Regions from separate parts of the Mus musculus genome. Here region 2 is linked to region 1. The links are chromatin loops, found by intact Hi-C in ENCODE. Cell type or tissue: gastrocnemius. All regions are shown on one strand.

Region 1 (4,000 bases):
TATCTGTTAAAAGTATTTAATTTCATTCTCCTTTATGGCTAAATAGTACTCTACTGTGTATATAGAACACCTACAGTCATTGGTGGTGGCTTCCTGATTCCATACCTTGGAACTATAAATTTGGGTATAATAGTTCTGCTTTAAAGCATCTATCATTTCTGGTAATCAGTCTCTGGTGTTCTGTTATAACAGTGGCAGTAAACGGTTCCCATATTAGAGGTACACAATGTAACAGCTGTCTATACAACCATAGCACCAGCATTCTTGCTGACTCTCTGTGGAGAACAGAAGACACAGATCCGCTAAGAACCACATTTGCCCTAAATCACATCAGGGATGTGTTGTGCTCCCTACAAGCAAAGAAGGTGCATATTTAGAAGTAATGCTAAAACTGTAGCCACGACTCATCTTCCATTCCCAGGTTTTAATTGCCCCTTACATGAAACACTTTGGAGGAACACAGTAGAGGAAAGCTGTCAACCCTGCCCAGAAACTAAGATGTGATATATGCACTTTCCCCAGCACTAATAATGTATCCTGAGTGATTGTTTTCACATGGCTGGGCACACCAAATATAGCCACTGAGAATTAGTGTTAGCATGGAACTTAAACACACCACCTAAATCTACCTAGTTAGTTAAGTAGAGAAACAGGTACTTTACTCAAACAAAATGTTCTCTAGCATGTAAAGGCTTATCCACTATGCAATGCCTCATCTATGATAGACTAGATGCCAACAGGGTCATGAGAAAACAAATTCATATTATTTGTGCTGATAGGTTTTTGTGGTGAATAATCTCACGATGTTAGAGTAAATCTGACCTGTTCCTTTGAAGCCTGCATCGTATCCAGTGAGGTATTTGCACCATTCAGTGTGATGGATACTTAATACTGGGTGAAGCTTCCCTAGTAGTTCCAAAGGGAAGTCTCGATCCTGGCTTTTCATAGGCTGACTTGACCTAGTCATTGTGGTTTGAATGAGACTCCACGTAGACTCCAGAATTTGAGCACCTTGTCTCCAGTTGGTGGTGCTGTTTGGGGGATGTTTAGGCAGTAAGGCTTCATTGGAGGAAGTTTGTCACTGGAGGGAGGCTTGGGGGATTTGAAGCCTGGGACCATTTCCAGTTCTCTTTCTCTGCTTTGTGCTTGTAGCTCAACATGTGAGCTCTCAGCTTGCTAATCCAGATGGTGTGCGTGCTGCCTGTGGCCCCTGCCATCATGGACTCTATCCCTCTGCAATCATAAACCAGAATAAACTCTTCTTTTAAAGGTTGCCTTGCTCCTGGGGTTTTCTGATAGCAACAGAAAAGAATTGATACAGATCTGGTAACTAACACCTAAAGGGGAGACCAATGTGGCAGGAAGCAGGGTGGCTTACTTTGCACATTTTGGACAAGCTCATCTTACTATAAACCCAATGTCATTTCTATTTAAATTAAGTTCAGGCAGGCATGGAAGGAATGCAGACTTTCTAGGAGTTTCTCTAGATAAGGTGGGCTTAAGAAAGAGATGCTGCTTGAGTTGGAAGCCAAAGGATCATTTTACCAGTGCAAACAATGATGAAATGCACTCATTACCCTGCCAAGACCCACTCCCAGGCCAGGTCTCCTCCCCAGGAGTTTTGGCCTCTCACACCACTAAGTCACACAGAAAGGTGACTTCCATGGGCATAGATTCCACCATGCTCACTCCTGTTGTCCAGCATGGTGCTGAGCATGCAGTAGGTTCACAGTCAGGGCATGCTTAAAAGAGTCAAAGGAATCCAATGTGCAGTACCCCTAAATGCCTGCAAACTTCTCCTTCCACACCTCTAAAGGAATGCACTCCCCTCCCACCTGAGGGAATGTGGAACTGATGCAGGAGCAAATCCTTCTTCATGGCAGATGTTGTCAGGAACTGAACAAAGCAAGCATCTCATTGTTTTCCTGGCTCCTGAAAACAGTCCAAGGCCTCCTTGGCATCTGTCCCACAGGGACAGAGTATTCCCTTAAAATGTTCTTGTGTGCGGTTTTAACTTCCCTACTTTATGGAAAAGGTCATGTCACATTCACCTCTGTATCCTCCTCACTAAGAGCAATGCCCTGCGTACACCAGGAGCTCTATACTCTATAGCTATGCACTTGAACATGAGCAGTGTCCCCGACCCTGGTTAGCACGTGGGTGGAAACTACTCACTAAACACCTGTTGGGTAAACCAAAAAGGGAGTATGCTTCTGAGAGCATGTGCCATGTGAATTATGAAGGAGTATCCTAAGAGCATACTCCAGGTTGTTCATTGTGCTACTACAATAGCACACTCTAGCCAGAAGATGTAATACTCTCATTTAATCTTATTGTTTAGAAGTGTTACCTCCCTCATCTTAAAAACTGTGATCCTGTTACTGATACAGTTTGAATTTGAAATGTCCTCCAGCATGCCATGTTTTAAATATGTGGCCCCGCACTGGTGCCGCAACCTTGGAGGTGGGACCTGACGAAGGAAGTACATGGGTGGGGATGGGTCCTCATGGGTACCATCTGTAGTTCTCCCTTACGTGCCTATGCTTCCTGGTCTGTCAGTAAACTGGTCTGCTGCCACACACTTCCACAGCCACGAGGCTCTGCTGAAACACACTGGGCCAGGCGAGCATGGGCTGACCTCTTTTAAACCATGAATGAAGTACATCTTTCCTCTTCTAAATTGTTTCTCTTGGGTACTTTGGCACAGAGTTTAATAGCAGCTAATGTGAATATAGTTTAAGAAGCAGAGACACTTAACTCTGTGTGTGTGTGTGTGTGTATGCGCACACTCACACACCCGCAAGGGCTGTGCAAGCATTCATATGATCATTTAATGCCAGTGTGTGTGCTTGTGTGTGCACGTGTTTGTTGTGTTATTATACTAACATACATATGACCGTTTAATGCCAGGGTGACAAATGAATGATGTTGTTGTTGTAATCCACTAAGGCTCAGGAAACTATGGGCTGTTCACACTCAGGGAGGAGAACAGGTCAGAATGGAGGAAAATACAGTGCCTACATTGACTGAATGGTTTTGAAGACGCCAGCCATATAGAAGTAGCTTCCCCTGGGACATCTCCATGAAGCTGAATCAGGAGGCTGTACCTCGGCCCTTTTCTGGCAAGTGCCCACCTTCCCCCAAGTTGCCAGAGACTTGTCCTTCCTTTTGTCTCCCCACTTCTCTATGAACTTAATACTTTAGATGGCTGGGCTTGAATGATATCTTAAGTGGATCTGGTATCAATAAGGGTCATGCCTCTGGTAGGTCTGTGAGGGAGTCTTTAGGAAGGACTGATTGAAGGAGGCATTGTTCCCCCAGAGTAGATAGCCCCCTTCAGTGGCAGCCTAAATATCAGGATGGCTGTGGAGAATCAGTGTTACATGCCTCACTTCCTGCATTTGAGTGTGTCTACTCCGTCACTGTGGTTGTCATCCCTCAATGTCACGCAAAATCTCCTCAGTCTTTCAAAGTGACCTAAAGACCAGTGGCATTCCAGGAATCCTCCATCCAGGCCTGTGACACCAGATTGTGACTGCCAAGACAAGCAGCTGGTGCCGGATTCTCGGCCTCTTCCATGTGCAGACAGCCATTGCTAGACTGCCTAGCCCATATGGTGCAAGCCAAGGACATATGCCTTCTTCAGTATAAACCTTCACTCTCTTGATCTGTTCCTCTAGAGAATGCTGACTCACATGCTGCTCTTTGAAGTGTCTGTGTAAACTGACATCCAAAGTTACACTGTGGAGATCTGTTGGTTACCCGCCTGTCTCTCGTGTATGCATGAAACACAATGTTAAATTCCTGGCTTTCTTTTTCTTCTGTCTCTTCAAACGTAGGGCCGTTCTGAGAATCTGTTGGAGTTACTCTTTCCTGACATAAGTAATAACAAAAGAGAATAAATGTTGTCATTTTAATCAAATTCTAATAAACTTTCTGTATTGTTTCTGGAAAGGTTACTTCAGCAGCTAACTCTTTAAACTTCATCAATGCTTGGAAC
Region 2 (4,000 bases), 61 kb after region 1:
GGAATGGGAAGGGAAGGGAAGGGAAGAGAAGGGAAGGGAAGGGCAAGGGAAGGGCAAGGGAGGGGAGGGGAAGGGAAGGGAAGGGAAGGGAAGGGAAGGGAAGGGAAGGGAAGGGAAGGGAAGGGAAGGGAAGGGAAGGGCAAGGGCAAGGGCAAGGGCAAGGGCAAGGGCAAGGGCAAGGGCAAGGGCAAGGGCAAGGGCAAGGGCAAGGGAAGGGAAGGGAAGGGAAGGGAAGGAAAGGAAAGGAAAGGAAAGGAAAGGAAAGGAAAGGAAAGGAAAGGAAAGGAATGAGATATGTAAGACAAGTTGGCGTGTTCCTCTCCTGTGACTAGAGGCCGGGAGCATGTACCTGAGAACCACTCTCAGCATAGCTGAGGCGAGCTTCTAGGAATGTAGAAGGATCCTCCTTCTAAAACTCACAAGCAAAAGGTTTCATCCACCTGAATAGACTCTGTGCAGATAGTTGTGGTGGCGAAGATTATGACAATGATGATGATGATGGTGCCATTAATGATAATAAAAATTATATCAACTAACATTTAATGAATGTACTAAGTATTTTTCTGATAGGAATTCTCATGCATTATTTCATATTATCTACTGCAGTGGCTCTGTCTCCCGGGTCTTCAGATTCCCTGTGCCTATAGACAACAGTGAGTACTGGTGGAGACAAGAGGGAGAGAGGAAAGGGAAACCAGGATTCTTTTCTTGGCCCTGACTATGGTGTTATGAAGGGTGGGCTGCACCAATGTTACTCAATCAGCACCCTCTTTGGATATGACAACAGCTCCCTCCTCTTGTGCCATCCAGGCTTGCTGGAGTAACACTCCCCCGATCTTGCCCTGCCTCAGGATGCTGCACTCTGTGTTCCTCGTGGGTTCCCTATATTGCCACTTCACACGCTGGTATTTATTTCCTTCACCTATCCTGAAATTCAGTGTCCATGTAAGACTCTGACTGATACAGATGGCCCTCTGTTGCTTACACTCAATTATCCCAGTTACTATAGGGGCTGATTATCATTCAAGTACATACTTCATGCCAAGCATGATGGCAAACCCTTTGCTTACATGATCTTGTTTACTTCTTGTAATAATGGCCTTAGCTTCTCACATGAAAAGCTTGTCACATGGCTAAAGACATGGCTCCCCTTGCCTCTCTGGGCTGGTGGTTGTTAAGCCAGCCATAAGAAATGACTGTCAGGCTCCTTTGCGCAAGGGTTCGTTCTGCATGAATGCTTTCACCATCACTCTACATTGTCTTTCTTGATGTGCTTTTAGCCCCGTCTCAAGCCACTGTTCAAATGCCACCCCCCTCCCTGAAGCCCACCTGGCTATGCTGTTCCTCTTAAGCAGAGTGCATGTACGTTCTCTGTTGTCTCAGTGTGAGTCATGGAAAGGTATAAGGAAACATCCCATAGACAGTCACTGCTCACAAGAATGACAAACTGGAACACCATGGGGAGATGCAATGTCCTCAAAACTTCTCTTTACTTCCAGCACCCAACAAAGTGCCTGGCAGCACTCTGGATACAGTTGTGTGTGCCTGAAGCTCCAGCCCTGGATGAATCCCAGTCTGTCTCACTGAAACCTTAGCAAGAGATTCGTGTCTCAGAAACAAAGTGGACTGTGCTGGAAGACACTGCTGGCCTCTACACACTGGGACGCACAAACACATGCACCCTGCCCCACACAAAAGGAGAAATAGGGTGAGAGAGGAAAGAATGCAGGGATGGAGGGAGGAGGGAAATTCCTGGCAGGAGTCTAGAGTAAATTATTCACCATAGCTTTAGCAAAGAGGCATCGGTATTGCCACAAATAAGAATGTCTTAGAGTTCCTTCTGCCATCGCAATTAAATTGAATATTCTAATTGCCAATTATAACGTAAGTAGTAATCCCATTTTTTTTTTCTGACTGGCTTTGCAAATTTAGTGTTTGACACGCTTCCCCTATAGTGTTCAGTGTGTGTGTGTGTGTGTGTGTGTGTGTGTGTGTGTGTGTCCATGAAGACATTGAGGCTGGAAAGATCACCCTCCTGCGATTCCCAATCCTGCCCAGCAACAGTGACCACACCTGTTTTGTGAGCCAACCAAAAGAGATGGTCAGAGAGATCCCCGTCCCACCCCACCCCCAGTCTCTAGTCCCTCAGCTCCATCCATCAGTCTTGCCACACTGCAGGTCACAGTGCTCTCCACACCACCAAACGCCAGGCAACTGATTGACTGCAACACTCAATTTCAACCCAGCAGAGGACCTGGCAGGCCTTTGATCAATATTTTGCACCACAGACCACTTCCCTATGATAAATGCACTAGTTGAGAGGAGGAAGAGATTAACCTTCCAGCACGGGTGGCAGGCAGCAACTAGGAAAAAGATGGCTCAATTCTATCAGGGAAAGAGGATGGGGCCTATTTCCTGGGCTCCGTGGGACCATATTTCAGCTCCGGACACCCATGAATACGAAGAAGGCACATTCCTAAAGCGTCTTGGAGATTTCTGCTGCCAAAGCCAACCAGGTTACACATCTTCTCCATTAACCTCTACCCGTGTTTGGCTCAAAGGAAGCAAGAGAGGAAGAAAAGGCATCAGAGGGCGCAGGTGGGATAATATATATGTACTTAGGGCAGCTGATAGATGGGGTCTGGGAGGAGGGCTGGGGGTGAGCCTGTGCACACACACAAGATGAAAGTCTCCAGGAAGAATTCTCTCCCCCCATAAATCCTTCCTGCTGACAAACAGAGCAAGAACAAGGTAATTCACCACAGCGATGGAGCCATGGAGCAGACTGCACTAGCAATCTTACAGCTCAACTGGCAGGGAGGAGGGGCTGAGGGACAATGGCGGGAAAAGGCTCATTGGTGAAGGCTCCCTGCAGGAGCCAGGAGCTTTGAGGCTCCCAGGGAAGATTAGATGTGACTCTACATCTAACTACAGCAGCCACTTCACTCCTTCATTCACTTAAAAAGAATTGAAGGCAGCATTTAGAAGGCTGAGGTAAGAGAATTACAAGTCTGAGGGCTGGGCTACGTGGTGGGATCTTGACTCAAAATACCTAATTAGTTAATTAATAAAAAATTTAAATATGCCATTTGGTAGAGAAATATACAGCGAGAGATACAGTTTTCAGGCTCCTTGGCAATCCTATGTGCTCCAATGGTGAGCAATGGACAAGCAGCCGGCAGCCTGCAGGCATTCAGCATTTCAGTATGTCACTTATGAAACCCACTTCCTCTTTGCAGATGAGCTAACCAAAGCCTAGAGACATTAAGTGGCTTTCTCAGCAGCACACAGCTGGTGACTGGCAGGTCAGAAGTCATCTCCAAGGCAGGGGACTGCGACACCTCTTCTTCATGAATATCTTTTTGTTTTGACTCCAACTACTAAAGTCCGTATCTGCTCAGAGGTGTGTTAAGTCTTTCTGGAGGAGACAACTCAGCCTGGTTGGATCTGAGCAGTCGAACTGGCTGCTCTATGTGTGTCAGCACAACAGTGCTGACTGTGGGAATATACTGGGAAACATCCTGATCTTTCTGAATCTGCTCCCAAAAACCTGGTTGTCAGGTTGTTAGGGTGCCCAGGTTAGACACTATTATCTCTGTATCTCTTGGTGAGCAGCTGTCAATCTTCTAGGAACCCAGAATAGAATAAAACAAAAGTGGTTGAAAGGAGACTATGTACCTTTGTGTCCTGACTACTGATAGGGACATAGGCTTCTACCCTTGTGTTGGTTATCAGTCTCCCTTTGATCTCAGGGCTTGACACGGCATGGGCTGTACCACTGGCTTTCATGTCTCCAGTTCATTGGCTGTAGATGGGACTTCGTGGCCTCCATATACAGATGAATCGGTTCCTCAGAAGCAAAGCTGCACTCCAGCCCCGTGGGACTAAGGCAGCCCCTGACCTTGTTCTGGGTGGCGGAGGACAGTGGACACAGAAGTGGGCATGTTTTAGGGTTAAGATATGTCCTGAAGCTTACATTGAGATCTATACTGAAACGTAG

What was found. Hi-C counts contacts between places; a loop is a spot of excess contacts. Peaks named below come from ENCODE experiments on the same cell type or tissue, not always from the same donor. Only the 100,000 strongest peaks of a DNase experiment are listed, where the experiment ranks them.
Region 2: a loop joins it to region 1, with 5 times the contacts of the local background. A loop is called at or near these places in 1 of 42 quality-filtered maps.

Annotation. Positions count from the first base shown.
Region 1 is chr7:124,851,628-124,855,627 of GRCm38, forward strand. No RefSeq gene overlaps it. Among named protein-coding and RNA genes, the nearest start is that of 3100003L05Rik, 140 kb to the left of the region's middle. In gastrocnemius, no CTCF peak of the experiment used is centred here; DNase peaks (open chromatin) are centred at 1,951 and 3,559.
Region 2 is chr7:124,912,542-124,916,541 of GRCm38, forward strand. No RefSeq gene overlaps it. Among named protein-coding and RNA genes, the nearest start is that of 3100003L05Rik, 210 kb to the left of the region's middle. In gastrocnemius, no CTCF peak of the experiment used is centred here; no DNase peak of the experiment used is centred here.